Regions from separate parts of the Homo sapiens genome. Here region 2 is linked to region 1. A link is a loop called in an ENCODE intact Hi-C map of the cell type or tissue named here. Cell type or tissue: heart right ventricle. All regions are shown on one strand.

Region 1 (8,000 bases):
GTCACAATTTTTTACTTTTAATTAAATGCAATTAACTAGATTGTTGTTACTTTTGTAACTGGATCCTTCTCTTTTAAAAATGAAAACATATACAATTAAGAATAGATGAATTTAAAAGAATCAAAATCAGTTAAGATCTCTTCAGATCAGAAAGAACTGGATGTTAGTTAGCATTTTATAAAATCGTGATGTTTAAAAGAATTTAGAAACCCTATCAAATACAATTTTAAAATATGTATTGAATAATCAGTTTAGATCTGTGAGTTGTAAGCTAATTATTAATGTATAGTACTGAGTTATATAATTAAACTTTGAGTATAAGATACATTTAAGTAAACATAAAGTATAAACCATATAAAATAAAAACTATAAGTTAAATTTATTAAATTTAAAACATTTAAGCTCTTGAGAAGAATATTTTTGGCTACAAAATTCAAATACATAAGCTAGAAACTAAACATGAAATTAAGTATAAAAAGATTTTAAAGGTGACTAACAAATTTTGTAAATGGAATCAAATATTGAAATGCTCATTTGAAGTGATTACTAAAATGTGCAAGATTTATAAATAGAATATTTTATAAATTGAATGTTACATATTAATAAATATCTAGCCTTTTGTGCCTTTAGCAACTGGAATACTAATTGTATAAAACAAAAATAAAGCTCTAATTACACTTCTCTGTACAAAATAATTTTCAGGGATAGTAAAATCACACATCAGCATATGTAAGAGACTGTTAATCCAAAAGAAGATATTTCTCCCTCTCAGAATTTGGGAGCAAACTCAGAAATATTCACCTTCTAAAAATTGTCTTATCAGAAGAAAGACTGTTTTGGCAAAGATATTTGCAAAGTTATTATAACAGACAATGCACAATAAACACTATGTGCCAGGAAGCAGGTTAAGATTGTCCAGATATTTATGAACATAAAGCCTCACAACAGTCCTATAGGGGTAGATATTATTCTTCTTCCCATGTAACAAATGGCAAACAAAAGCATAGTGTAGTTAAAGAAGTTTCCCAAAGACACACAGCTGCTGGGAAGTAGAACTGGCTTGCAAACTGTGGTCCTCAGCACCATCCAGTTCTGGTAGTAATGAAAGCACATCATATCACATCATTCCTTCATGGACATAGAGGTTTCTTTCATTGCCTTGAAGAGGACCAGACTCTTTACCTAGGTCTGGGACCAGAACGTCTCTTGGAATGCCCCAAGCTAGTACTCTTGTTCTGAATGACAGCAGGTAACCCTGCATGCTGAGTGTGGCAGGAGGTGCTCACAGGTGAGCTTTCTGCTGAATTGTTCCTGGCTTCTGGTTTCAAATCTCCAACTCCCCCCAGTAGAGATAACTGATAAGGTCTCTTCAGAAAGAGTTCTAAGATGCCCAGGCCAGCTGTAAGAACATCTCTTAATCTTGGCCTCAAGAGTGTGGTCTAAGGACAAATACCCTTGTGCATCTGGGAGAGGCTTTGGGGAGAGGGCTTGAGTAGTACACACAAGAGGCCCAGCAAGTGTGATATTCACTAGATGGGTCCCGGGGTTAGTTGTAGTTTGGAACCTAGAGGCCTGAGATCCAGAAAAGACAAGTTGAAATAGTGAGTTAATAGTTTTCTCAGTCTCTCCCAACCTTGTCCACAAATCAGAGTATTCATGATTTTCTTGAATTGGAATAAAAAGGCTTAAGGTTTCCACATATTCTTTGGGCTGTAACTTTCTCGGTGAAATGGAACCAAGAACTGGCTACAGTGAGATCAGGGAGCACTTATTTCTTTGAGACATGCAGACTTCCTGAGTCCTTGTGAATAAGAGAATGGAAGATTAAGCAAAGCAAAGTAAAGGCAAATGTGCATGAAAAGATGCATTTGCAATTGCATGACCGGGAAATTATGGCCGAATTGGAGACCGAATATTTTTTAAGTGTATAGGAAGTCTTCTAATGACATACACTTCCTTGGAATGGGTGCTAACCGTCTTCCCTGTATTCACTCATCCATTCATTCATTCATTTATTCATAGAACTTTACATGGGCCTTCTTCCAGGTAGAGGAAAGCTAGTTAGTCATTGGTATGATTCTTGCCTTGCAGGAAGAGTTGTAACAAACCTCTCTAGAGTATTGAAAACCCACATAATCCTCATGTACTGGGCCTCTAGATTACCTAACATAACATGGTACTTTTCTTAATAAGAATAAAGCAAAGTATAGCACCCTGTGTGCAAATAACTTAAATGTCTGCTCTGCAGAATAAACTTGGATATTCCGGCAGGCAGTTGGTGGGTACTGGCATGTGACCTCAGCCCCATATTTGCATTTTGCAGTGATGATGCAGTGATGCCTTCTCCACAGAATGGAATAAAGATTCCATGTCATCTGTTGTCTCAGAGTGAGTACCCTTGGATCAGGTTCACTGGAATAATAAATATCTATTTTCACAGTGATGAAAGCAAATGTCCAAGCCTGACAGCTTCCTCCAGTCTTGAGTGGGGCAATTTGTCCCTTACCCCCACCAGCTGTGGTAAGTGAGCCAATGGCTGTATGAGTATGTAGCATTATGCCGCATCTAAGAAAGTTAGAGCTGGGGCAGGTCATGTTCAAATATGCCATCAAATTCAGACAGGCTTGAAGTGGGACTCTGAGGCCAGAGTGGGGACAAGAATTTATACTGCAAAATAATAATTCATAGGTCAAAATGATATTCTAGCATGGTCACTACTAGTATTGGCAAGCTGTTGGCAAGGAATGGGCAATACATTTCCTGTGTTCCTGGGAATATGTTGTGTGTAGGGCTGGAGAAATTAACAGTCTCTGAGGAGAAGATGTATGGGGGTTGTTGAAGGTATGTTATGACATTTTTTTGTCTTAGTTTGCTGTGTGGGCATAAGGCCACCAGGTATGGAGCCCTTTTGAGGTATGGAGAAGAAGAGAGATGTTTACCAACATTCTTGAGAAAGGGAGAATGCGGAGTCGGATTATTTTCTGAGTTGTGTGTACTGCTTTTGGAATTTCCCTTTCCCCAAAACCTTCCCCACAGTGGAGATGGCTGTATTAACAGCCTCTTCCCTTAAATACTCTACTAGAAGGGATTCCTCTACAGGATTCCACAGGGCAAGGCTCTGTGCTGTGTGAGCCAATTGGAACACTGAGGAGGATGTGAGTGGGTGTGTTGCATGAGTTCCTGAATGTCAGAGATTTTTGACTCACTCAATCCTGCACCCTGCTGGACAGAGTACCTGCCAGAAAGTATTCAAGCAATAAATAAACACGGAAGCCTTTGCGGGGGAGACATTTGTTCTTCTAGCCATGTCTCTATAAGGAGGAAAACATAAACATGCTTCCCATTTCAATCCATGCAGAGTCTTCACTCTTTTCTCCACATTTACCTGAATCCCATTGACTCATTTTTAGATCAGAAAGTTAATTAATCATTGGGGACACTTGAGCATGGAGTCTGTGATTAAGAGCCACAGACTATATTTTTCTATTTCTCTATTTTCCCAATTTCTATGCCACCTTTCTTTATTATCAGTCCATTTAGGAATAGGATTCTTTGTATATGTGAAGATTCTCAGGAGCTAGTTTCTGACTGAGAGATGTCAAGCAGATCTAATGAGAATACCAGTTTTTGCACACTGGCTCTGCAGTAATGCAAAGTGATATAATATTAGGTGCAGCACAGAGAATGAGGAAGCAATGTATTCACATTGCTGAGTGAGTGCTAGATGAGCCTGGCTCTCCAGTATAATTTCCTTCTCATATTGGAATAGGGGCTATGTGTTGCATGGGCTGACAGCTCCATTGGAGTGGGACAACCACACAAGATATGGAGCATTTATTATTGAAGCAATATTCCATGTTGGGTCCTATATCCATTTATACATAAAATAAATGATGGCTGACAAGATTTATATCTTATTGCTAAGGGAAATGATAACATTTCGAAGATCAACATTTTCATATGCAACATACATCAATGCCAGAGTTAGTGAGTGTTAATTATTAGTTCATTCTTTTTCCTCTTCCATACATATTTATCATGGCCTTTAGGGATGCAGTCATTTTTAGCTATGCAGAAAGGCAGATCACTTTCTTCTTGATACCACCATCATAACTGTGAAGCCCTGCTATATTTTCATAATACCTATTCATTTTTTTTGTTTTATTACCTATTTCTGGTTTTTCAACTTTTGTTTTGGAACCAGAGGGTGCATACGCAGGTTTTTTAGGCAGGCATATTGTGTGGTGCTGAAGTTTTGAGTACAATTTAATCTGCCCCTCCAGGTGGTGAACATGCTACCAAATAATTAGTTTTTTTTTCCAACCATTACACCCTCTCTCCTCTCCTCCCTTTCTTGTATTCCCCAGCGTCTATTATTCCCATGTTTATGTTCATCTATGCTCAATGTTTTGCTCTTACTTATAAGTGAAAACTTGTGGTATTCGGTTTTCTGTTTCTCCACTAATTTGCTTAGGATACTGGTTTTCGCTGCATGCATGTTGCTGCAAAGAACATGATTTTGTTCTTTTTTATGACTTCATAGTATTTCATGGTGTATATGTACCACATTTTATTAATCCAATTCACCGTTGATGGGTACCTGGGTTCAATCCATGTCTTTGCTATTGTGAATAGCACTGCAATGAACATATAAGTGCATGTGTCTTTTTGGTAGAATGATTTATTTTCCTTTGTGTATATACCCAGTAGTGAGATTGAGGAGGTAGTCCAAATTTCAAGTGGTAGCCCAATTTCAGTTCTTTCAGAAATCTCCAAACTACTTTCTACAGTGACTGAACTAATTTACATTCTCACCAACAGCTTTTAAGCATACCTTTTTCTCCACAACCTCACCAATATCTGTTAATGTTTGACTCTTAGTATGTTTTTTGTTGAACATGGTTATGTTTTCCTTCCTCTGAAATTTTATTAAGAATATGTTGCTCTCATATACACTATTTTGACATTTTTAGACTTAACATGCTTGTATATTAGTTACAAAACGTCTTGCTCTTCTTTAGAAGACATTGTATTTTAAAGCAAAAGAAAAAAAGGGCAGCAAATCTTCTGTAATCACAGAGATATTATTTTAATGTGGTGCCTTTTGATATATCAGAGTAATAGGTTTTCTTTCCAAAACAATAACAAAAAAAGCTTTTGAGGAAGGAAAAAAGTGATCTTGTTTATTAAAAAACCTTGACTTTGAAACTTTAAACATTTTTATTGCTTCCATGTACAAAGACCACAAAGCTCCTAAGAGGCAGGCTCCAAAGGTCACTTATAGTGTTTTGCTACTGAAGTAGAATTCCACCTTATAATATCCACGAGTCTTCATTTTTACACTGAAAAAAGGAGTTCAAAATTTAGGAACTAGCACAGCCTGTTCTTGAACTGTGCTTGTTATTGGAAATACTTAACTCAAAAACAAATCATTTATTTGAAACTTTCCCTACTAGTTCTAACTCTACCATAGAGTCAGTTCTCTGTTCTTTATTTCCAAATATGTTCTCTAGACATTTGAAGAAAGGCATCATAAGGTTTCTAAAATAATCTTTCCTGTGATATGTAGTCTAAATATCATCTTTCCTTTAATACTTATTCAGTGGCTTTATTACATTTCAGGATTTCATGCTGGTTCCTGAAGACATGGATGTGAAGGAAAGAGCTTTTGTGTACATAGCCCACTGGGAAAGATGCTCAAAAAAAAAAAAAGAATGTTGTAGCAGAGTGATAACTCTGTGGGTGTGTAGCTGTATTTTAAAGTGGTAAACAAGCCTTAGCTTGGAATGGACACTTTACATGAAAACATGATTTCCTTAAAGTGAACTGGCAAACATGTTTTTTCAAAGCAGTTGAATAGTTGTTTTCTTTTCAAAATGGTTAAATTTGTACACAAGTTTATCTCAGTACTGATAAGTATATCACTCTTGGTAAATACATGTTGTTTGCATTTATGCCTGCCTCACCCCAGAGAGATAAACACATTCCCTACACTGAAAGTTGTAAATATGTTTTTTAAAATACTGAACAACCTAGAATGTACCGATAAAGAATGGTATATGTAGTAAGCAACTTGTATAACCAATGACATAATGGCTGATGTTATTCAGAATGTGGCTGAGAAACTGAGCAGATATAATGGGAAGATTTCCAGGTAGGATAAAAGTACACTTCTCCAAACCACCGCATCAAAGCCTTGCCTCTTTTCTGAGTGCATAGTTAGTTTAACACTGTCAAACGCATAACAAATATTTACCACATGGCAGGGAGGACTGTGTTTCACTAAAGATTGTGACAGATAGTGCCAGCTGAGAGTGAATGGCAGTCAGGGCACTGACAGACTGGACATCTTGGTTTCTACCTTCTTTCCTCTCTTGTTCATACTTGCCACTTAGTTAGTTACAGGAAATAAGTAGGATTTGCCTAAGCCAGGTGGTATTTGTGTGCAATTTATTTTAGTATTGTCTACTCAGTGATTTCTCAAGCACAAGCCTTTATTAGCTCCTGAGGTGTGGCTCCTACGAAGAGCACAGAAGAGAAGAAATTTTCAATTTGTTGGCATCTCATAACAGCTTCAAAACACATAAAGTATAAAAGATCAGAACTACCATGAGAAGTTCAGAAAACATAGTAGCAGATATTGATTTCACTCTCAGTGATTGATAGTATAGAAAGAAAAAGTCATTAAAGTTTTAGAAGAATTGAAGAATGTAATTAATATGTATGTATTCGTACAAATGAACATGTGTGACATGCATGTGTATAGTATACATGTAACCAAGTATGGCTCCAAGTGTGTTAAAAGATAAGTAAACTAGTCAAAATAAAAATATGTTGAGGGTGGCACAAATGCACATATGGAAGCTGGCAGCCCTGTGCCTGCCAGCACCCTGCTACAGCTGACAAGCATTCACCCTGCTGCCCTGCCACTATTGCTGGCAAGTATGAAGGAGCAAGGAACCCACTGCCACCACCCTGACAAAGTGCTTTGGCTGGTACTACCTGTCAGAGTGTTGTGGCCAGTGGTATGGGAATACCTCAGCCCCTCCAGTGCAGCAGGTTCTTAACCAGATAACAAAATTGGGGGCAGGATAACAAACTTGGGGGCCTGATACCAGCCCCCCACCCTCAAGAATGACAGCATGCAAGCCAGGAGTGCTGAGCTGAGCCTTGGCCCTCTAAAACCTTTCAGAAACAAAGCCACCTTAGATCACAATCAAACCCAAGGGTATCAAAGAAGATAAAAGCAAACAGACACACACACACACACACACACACCCCAAAACAAAAACACTGAAGGGAAAGCAACTTCAAAGATTGAAGGAACATCAGCCCACACAGATGAAAAAGAACCAGCACAAAAACACTGGCAACTCAAAAAACCAGAGTGTCTTTTTACCTCTAAATGACTGTATGGGTTCCCCAGCAATGGTTCTTAACCAGGCTGAATGGCTGACGTGATCAAAATAGAATTCAGAATATGGATATCAAAGAAGATCATTGAAATTAGGATAAAGTGAAAACCCAACACAAGGATTCTAAGAAATACAATAAAATAATACAGGAGATAAAAGATGAGATGGCCATTTTCAGAAAGAATAAAACTGATCTGACAGAGCTGAAAAACTCACTTCAAGACTTTGAGAATATAATAGTAAGTATTAACAGCAGAATCACTAAGCTGAGGAAAGAATTACAGAGGTTGAAGAATGGTTCTTTGAAATAACTCAGTCAGACAAAAGAAAAAGAGATAAAAGAAGGATGAACAAGACATCTGAGAAATGTGGGATTATGTAAAGAGACCAGATCTAAAACTAATTTGTGTCCCTGAAAGAGAGGGAGAGAAAGCAAGCAACTTGAAAAACGTACTTCAAGATATCTTTCATAAAAAGTATCCCAATCTTCCTAGAGAGGCCAATATTTAAATTCAGGAAATGTAAAGAATCCCTGTGAGATATAACACAAGACAACCATCCCCAAGACATAGTCATCAGATTTTT
Region 2 (8,000 bases), 300 kb before region 1:
GCTTGTCAAATACAGGCACTAGTAAACAAATGTTTTATATGCCATGAGCCAAATAGAATACCTCCTAGAACCAGATCTTCCTCTTGGGCCACCTGTTGCCCCACATGGGTCTGATAATCCCTGGAGTCCTACCTGCCTCTTGGGATCTAGTCTTCTTTTCACTGCCCCCTGGACTCATTCCCCCTTGCTCTCAGGGAAATCCTGGGACTAAGTGCTTTTAGTCCCATTACGACTCAAGACTTCATCCTTTGAAGGACACAGACATTATTTTGTTCATCAGATGGCCAAGTCAAATATGACAAATCCATGTAAATAAATGCTTAGCCAAGTGGATCAAGCATTTATTGGACATACATATAAGCAAGGCACTCTGGGCTTGTATAACTTTTCCTTTTTCCGGGTACCTGAAATGTTCTCCACCACACGCAAAATGCCACTTCATCACCATATGGTCACGAAGACACTATGCACGATCTTCAGAGTCCAACACGCTAGGATTCAAATCCTGTCTTCACCATTTACTAGCTCTATGACCTTGATCAAGCTATTTAACTTTTTCGGACCTTAGTTTTCTCTCCTTTAAAAATAAAGAAAATACCACCAACTCAGTCTGTTGTGTAAATTACTCCAGAAAAGCCAATATATAAAAAATATTGGCACTAGATAAATATTGATTCCCTTCTGCCCACTGTAAAAGATTATGGTGTTAATTCTATCATACTTCACATCAGATATTGTATGGAACATGCAAATAAGCAGTTTTTAAAGCTGTGTTTCCCCCACCTGAGTTAGGAACACATCTAAAGAGTCTAGATATGGCATATGACTCCCTCTTTAAAAAAAAAAGTCACTGTTTAAATGGCTTTAGACACAAGGGTAGAAAATGAGAAGTAGAGAATTTACAAAATCTTACTCAGAACCAAAACAAACTCAGAGACAGCAACAGTACATGCATTAGCCTGACTTGCAGAAAAGAACACAGATTGACTCATTTTACTTAGTGAAGGTGGATAATAATAGCATTGTTTTCAGTTAAGTAACATCAGCCAAAAGAATATAAATACCATTAGACTGAAAAGTGTGAATAACCGTAGCTTTCTCTTTGCTGGCACTTTCTCATAATTGATATAGAGATCTATTTAGATGAAGGTTTTGATTCCAAATTTCATGTTCAAATTTTTTTAATTGATAAAAACCTAGAAATAAGATTTTGCAGTGGGGTTAATGGCAAGTCAGATACGGAGGCAGTCAGAGAGAATTTGGTTTAACTCAGTGGTCCCAAATCATTTCACCTCCAAGTACCCCTTCCTGTTATCTCTCTCTCAACAGTTCTTATGCTTTGAAAGACAGTCTAGTAAGCTTCACTTATTAATAATTCATCTTCCCTTTTTCTTCAAAGACTTATACAATTGCCAATCAGAGCTCCTGATCGGCTACGATAACCAGTGTTGACACACTTTGCTGATATCAATCCTACCAAAAGCAAAGAAATGTGAAGATTTAGTTATCCTGTATGGCCCTATTTCAGAGTCACAAAAATTCCATTAGGTTTTATAAAACATGAAATAAGCTTGCAAACTCCCCTTTCCACCATCACAGTCCTCCAGGAGACCAAGATTCCCATGATGAAAACAACTTGTTTTGTTGAGCAAAATAGAATGATTTTTTTTCAATTAACACATTTCAAATGTGATTTGCTTCTGAACAAATCATGTGGCCACTGAGGCAAAATTTACAACTGCTCAATACAGCCCCTCTCCCTACCCTTAGTCACCTTTTAGTTTTCTGTGACACAAGGATCCATTCACATAAGTAATACAGGAACTCCTAAAGTAGCTCTCAGAATGCAATAGACACAGAATCAGAATGGTCAAGTTGAGCCCCTCAGTTAATGTTCATTGGCATACACTTCATCACCACTCACTCCGTGCCTTCGTCATAAGCACTGTTTTCCCATCATGTGTGCTGATGCATCCTCACACACCCCACTGTTACTACCTCGTTAGGTCTGTTTTAGGAAGTCAATTTTGGTCATTGACACTATGTTTTGGGCTAACCTGTGTGCTTCTACAATTCAAATTTTGAAGTCCTCACGCCAGTAGCTAAGAATATGACTGTCTGGAGACAGGTCTTTAACGAGGTAATTAAGTTAAAATGAAGTCAGGCCCCAATCCAATATGAGTGTGTCCTTATAAGAAGAGGAGATGTGGACACAGACAGATGCAGAGGGAACACCATGAGAAAACACAGGAAGAAGATGGACATCTGCAAGCCAAGGAGAGAGGCCTCGGAAGAAACCAGCCCTGCTGACACCTTGATCTTGGACTTCCAGATTACTTGGAAATGTGGAAGTCTGAAAATCTTGGATTTCCAGATTTATTCCAAGACAACAAATTTCTGTTTAAATTACCCAGTCTGTGTTACTTTGCTCTGGCAGCCCTAGCAGACTAATGTACTGTAGGAAGCAGAAAACAGTTAAAAATATCATTCCTTTACTGAAAAAAAAAAATAAGCCAATAGACAAGTTTCCTTATTCAAAGTTGGATGCCTGCTGGTATAAGTTAAAGAAAAAAAGACACTTGGTATCATTTGAGAGGCAGTGGAGAAAATTCTACTATTAACTATGTTTTTATTTGGATGTACAAATTAAATTACAACCATCCCTGGAGGAATGAACACATTACTCTCATTATTATTAGCAGCTTAATGGTATTTTGTGGAGTCAGTGAGATCTTTCACAAGTATCTAACTGAGATCAAACAGGCTGTAAAGAGAGGAAGTTTTAATGGGGTAAAAGAGTACAGAAAGAAGGGAAAAAACAAGTTTAGAATATGCAGAAAACTGAGTAGAGAAAGCAGCAACAAAACATGCCCAAAGAAAGAGAAGCCTATGAAGACAGGGAGAAACCGCACTCCTGCCGGAGCCAAATACCCTGCACATCACAAGCACAGCCAGGCTCTGGAGTTAATCTACTGCTCAAAGAGGGTCAAGCCTCCATCAATAACTAGTAATTTCCCCTCTCTCTCTGTCTCTGTCTCTCTCTCTCTCTCTCTCTCCCTCTCTGGAAGCAGAGAACAGACTGTTAAAGGATCTATGCATCTTGCAGGGACTGAGGCCCAAATAATCTCACTTTCACTTCCTTCCTTGCTAAAGTAAACAGTGTTCCAGGCATGACCCGACTGTACCACAATCTCCATTTGAATCACATTTTCTTCAGAGAAGTGCAAAGCACTTCAGACAGAATGCTTTCCTTTTTCATTTTCCATGTACTTTGTGCTATGCACATTACAGACTACAATCTCTCTCTGAAACCCAGAATACCCAGAGCAGGCATGTTAACAATTTCTGTGCCCTGGTACTCAGCATCATGACAAATCTCCATTACTGCAACCCACAAAGCCCGTGGACTCACAACTAACCCTATACCATTCTACATTCATATTTTCAACATTCTTCAAAAAAAGCATTGCTTTCTCTTTTGTACATTGAAGGAAACAAAAATGGAGACAATAAATGGCTTGCACAAGGCCACGATAAATTAGCAGAATGCCTAGAAATGTTCCCGATACTAACAAAAATGAGCAAACATGCTCTAACACTATAAAATCTTTATGTAGTTGACATATTGTAAGAACAAGCATATAATTAAAAATATGTAACAACTTTGCAACGTTCAAGCATGTGTGCATCCCAGCATCTGGTAATAAATGATGAAAGTTTAGAATGAAACGTCATTTGAAGATGGAAGATGCACTTAATATTCCAAAAATAGCTTTACTGGTATTTTAATTCTTCCTAAGATTGTAATCTTTCCAATTTCCCTTTTGTCAATATCATCTCCCATCCTCAGAGTTTGAAAACACATTCTACCTATGGACTACCAAACAGGTAGCAAAGAGGAAATTAAATGAGAGATCCCTCTCCTCCATAGACAAAAGCAGCTTCATGGCTGCTAGCATTTAGCATGAATTGTTAAGACAGAAGTTTGAATTATTTCCTTTACCTGTGATCTCAGGTAGGTAAGTGGACACTGAAGTATTTGGGCTTACTAGATCAAAGTGCTACTAATTCCTCAGTTTACTTCTAAGGACAATTCCAGAAAATTACTATGAAACTATAAATAGTGCAAACAACAAAAGGAATTAATTAAAAACCAACTGCTTATCTTTGACTTTAGAAGAGCCGATGATGTTACCAATTCAAAACTTAAGAGAATTGTTCTAGTGTTCTATGACCCTGCTCCAGGCCAAAATGGAAGGCCCCTCCTCTGAGCTCTTCTAGCACCCACAGGTTCCTTTACCTGGACACATTTGCCTGTGAACTTTTGTTCTGCACCCAAAACACCTGGAGAGATATCTACCAGACCCTCCCGTAGGCAGGAAGCATTTTGAGGGCAGGGTTTCTGATTTAGTTAATTTTGCATGGCCTGGGCGTGGTTCATATGAGTTGCTCATCCCAGTTGTCTTTCTCCAAAGGGCTGCAGTCAAATGTGAGTACTTAAGCAATGTATGCCTGGAGTTATATTTTGCTACATGAGCCTAGGGAAAGCTGGCCCCTTATCTTACAGATAAGAGAAAAGAAACCCAGAGGGCATATGTCTTTTGTTCCAGTCCTGCAGCTGGTTAGTGGTAAAGCCAGAATGAATAACCATGTTTCCTGACTCTAAATTCCAGCACTCTTTCCATACTTTGTACACTATATATAGATCTGTCCTTCCTGGCTTTGTACTTATATAACACTTGATAATTCATTGCCACAAGTCAGTAATTACATGGGCTTCACATCCTGGGAATTAGCAGATCTCACAGGCTAATTCCAGGAGGGGTATTCCAGCAGAATTCCTCCCTAAACCTTTGCTTTAGTAGCTGCACGTTCCATAACGCCCTCTGCAGGTGGGAAAAGGACAGCTATGGCCTGGTAAGTCAATGGGCTAAGTCCAGGCAGGCCATAGGTTGAACCTACCTTGAGGTGTTTGGAATAACTGAACACCTGTGCAGGTCTCTCTCAGGCCCCTAGCCCACTGGCAGAGATTTTACCTAGAGCCTGTGCATGCATGCTGTGCAGCACCTTCACCCAAACTAAAGCCCCAGTGGAGCTGGGCTTTTGGTTCAAGTAGAGTATAAGGGTTAAAAACCTAAGCTATGGAGTAGAACTGCTTAGTTTGACATATGAATCTGTTTCTTAATAGCTGTTCTGCCTTCAACACATTATTTAAATATTCTGTGTCTGTTTCCTCTTCTCCATAACATGGAGACAATGGATAATAATCCACCTCCTAGCATGGGATGAGATTTAACTAACGTACATGAAAACCAGCGGGATCCTGACGCACAGTAGGCATTAGAGAGATGGCCGGTATTATTAACATTACTACTACTCATCTGAAACAAAACAATTTTTAACCATTAACTGCACTTGTTGGTTTCACCATCCACTATGATTTGGCACCCAGTGAGCAAATATTTTCTTTTTCTTTTAATTTTTAGAACATTTGCATGATACCCTAAACACATAATCTAGGGAAATGGCTTTTTATATGAATAGTCTCCCTTAATTAGCTATTAGTTGAAGAATATATCCCAAATGGTACCGTAAATTACCCTGTGTTTGAAAGCAGGTTAAGAATTTCACCGACAACATTCCCAAATTAGGAGCAGTACATTAATGTTGAAAGTCCCTCCGATACCTGTTGGGATCCTTCCCTTCAGTGCCATAGGCTTCATCCTCATGAAGCCCTTTTAAAGTGAACACCGAAGGAATCCCTATGGATTGGCCACAGTGCTCTGGGAAGGATTACCTCTGCCCTGAAAAAGAGAGGTCATGTCAAAGGGACGTGAGCACAGTGCTCTCCACCTCTCAGAACCAGAGAGCACCTCTTCTTCAAAGTGGGGGACCACAGAACCAAAGCTGTTCCACCCCTTCCTGGAAGGTGCAAAGTCGCCCGGCGGGCGTTCGCATCTTACCACGAACTCCTCCAAAGTCTGATAGGTCTTGCCCCGGAACTCGCAGTAGTTCTTCCTCTCCTTGCACTGCGGGCAGCACTGGCTCGTGTCGACGTGGATGCAGCGCGGGTGCAGCCTCGGGCACTCGGGCTGCGCGCACAGCGGCCCCTCCTCGGTGCACAGGCACGGGCAGGCCGAGGGGCCCGGCGCGAACTTCTCCCCGATCGCGTACACGAAGCCGCTCTCGTCCACGCAGCCCTTGCCACGGTAGTCCGGGTACACGTACTCCTCGGGTGGCTCGGGCGTGGGCGCGAGTTCCGGGCCAATCGCGTCCTGGGCGGCTGCGGCCAGGGCTTCCGCCTGCGGGGTGTCCCCGCGGGGCCGGACCTGCAGATCCCCGGCCTTGGCGCCCCCGCCCTGGGAGACCCAGGCCTGCTTCAGCTTGCTCCACGGCTCACGGCCGGCGAGCCCACGGCCGCTCTTGCTCTTCCAGTCCCGGCCGCTGCCGCCCTCGTCCCTCGCCGGGCGCCCGAGCTCGTTCACCCGCCCCGGGCCGTCCCGAGAGGCGTGCTCACGCTTCTCCTGGCCCGGCTGCTCTGGTGCCTGGGCCAGCTTCTCCAGCGGGATGCTCGGACTGCACAGAGCCACCATCAGGCAGCAGGTGACCAGGAGGGAACTGGAGAGCGCGCCAACTGCCATCGCAGTGGAGCTGGGCATCCCCTACCACGTCCCGGCGGGCGGGCGGGCGGGGAGCGCGGCCGAGGGGCGAGTCGCATTCACAGCCCGGGGGCGCGCCGCCGCCAGCCGGGAGCCGCCGTCCCTGCGGAGAGAACAGCAGCACAACTGAGCCCCGCGGCCCGCGCGCGCCCCGGCCCGCCGCGGCCCCCACCCGGGCTCCGGCATAGCTCTAGATTAACGAGCTGGGCGACGGGGGCGGGGGCAGCATGCCCAGCGTCGGTGCACGGCCGGGGTTCTTAGACATCACAAACTGTGGAGCGATACATTGGAAGCGAAATCCAAGAACGACACCGGCCGGCGTGTTTCTGATGTAGTCGTGATTAGTGTTGGAGATGGCCAAGGGCGGCTTGCGGAGCCCAGGGAACGCAGCGAGCCAGGCCCGCGCCCCCCTGCAAAGCTCTGCCTTGAACCACGTAATTCAGGCACCCAGGGTGTCCCTCCCTAGGTCCTGGCCACATTTCCCGAAGGTTATTAAATGGAGAATTCAGCAGTGGAGTTAGAGACGGACGAATGTACAGGAAGATAAGAGGGAAACTCTTCCTCATTTGCTTTAGGGGGTTGTGCTGGGAAAATGCGGGGAGGTTAAACAAAGCTTCTCCTAGGACTCCACGATTCATTTCTAACAACTTCTTAAAAGACTCCCGTCTCGGGAGCAGACGCCCCCTCCCCGCTCTCTAAGCCCCGCTGCATGAAAGGATGCCCTCGGCCCCTTGCCAGAGGGCCGGGTCGGGGATTCCCGGGGCTTCAGCTCCTCTGCCGGCCCGCCCCTCCGAGCCTTGGGAGCCAGGTCGCCGGCCGCAGCGCTCAGTCTTGTAGTGTCCTGGCTGCGGAGCAGAAGCGCCCGGGCAGCACCAAGGTGTGCAGTGCGGGAGGCTGGGGCCCCAGGGCGCAGAGTGGGCGCGAGACCCTCCTACTCGCTGGATCCCGGCCAGCCTTTCTGGATTCCAAAGTTTCTGCCGCCCAAAGGGGCTGGGAGAGCCCGAGACGCCGCAGGACACCGGCAATCCAGCCTCTCTCCGCCTCACTCCCCGAACGCCCCCACTCTGCGCACTCCGGTGCGTCTGTCCCCTCCCCCTCAGCCCTCCTCCCTGAGGGCTCCGGACGTGCCCGGCCCTGCTGACCCCCTGCCCGGTCCCTGCCGACCTCAACACTGGGCGAAGCGCCCATATTCACAAACTTGGGCGGGGGAGGGGGTTCCTCCGGAGCAGCTGAGCGGCTGAACCCAGCTGGAGCGCGTCCGGCCGCGCGGGGACACCCAGCATGCACCCTCAGCCCTGAAGACCGGCGCCAAACCTACATACATGAGCGCAGGGCGCGGGC

The links. Hi-C counts contacts between places; a loop is a spot of excess contacts. Peaks named below come from ENCODE experiments on the same cell type or tissue, not always from the same donor. Only the 100,000 strongest peaks of a DNase experiment are listed, where the experiment ranks them.
Region 2: a loop joins it to region 1, with 6 times the contacts of the local background. A loop is called at or near these places in 10 of 110 quality-filtered maps.

The regions. Positions count from the first base shown.
Region 1 is chr7:49,478,543-49,486,542 of GRCh38, reverse strand. No RefSeq gene overlaps it. Among named protein-coding and RNA genes, the nearest start is that of VWC2, 290 kb to the left of the region's middle. In heart right ventricle, a CTCF peak has its summit at 3,227; no DNase peak of the experiment used is centred here.
Region 2 is chr7:49,774,095-49,782,094 of GRCh38, reverse strand. It overlaps VWC2 (von Willebrand factor C domain containing 2), which reads right to left. Exons shown (of 4, transcript NM_198570.5): 1 at 7,982-8,000; 2 at 5,964-6,762. The coding sequence starts at 6,659. Among named protein-coding and RNA genes, the nearest start is that of VWC2, 4.5 kb to the right of the region's middle. In heart right ventricle, a CTCF peak has its summit at 4,899 (motif pointing left); a DNase peak (open chromatin) is centred at 4,897; H3K4me3 peaks cover 3,939 bases; H3K27ac peaks cover 6,272 bases; H3K27me3 peaks cover 2,910 bases.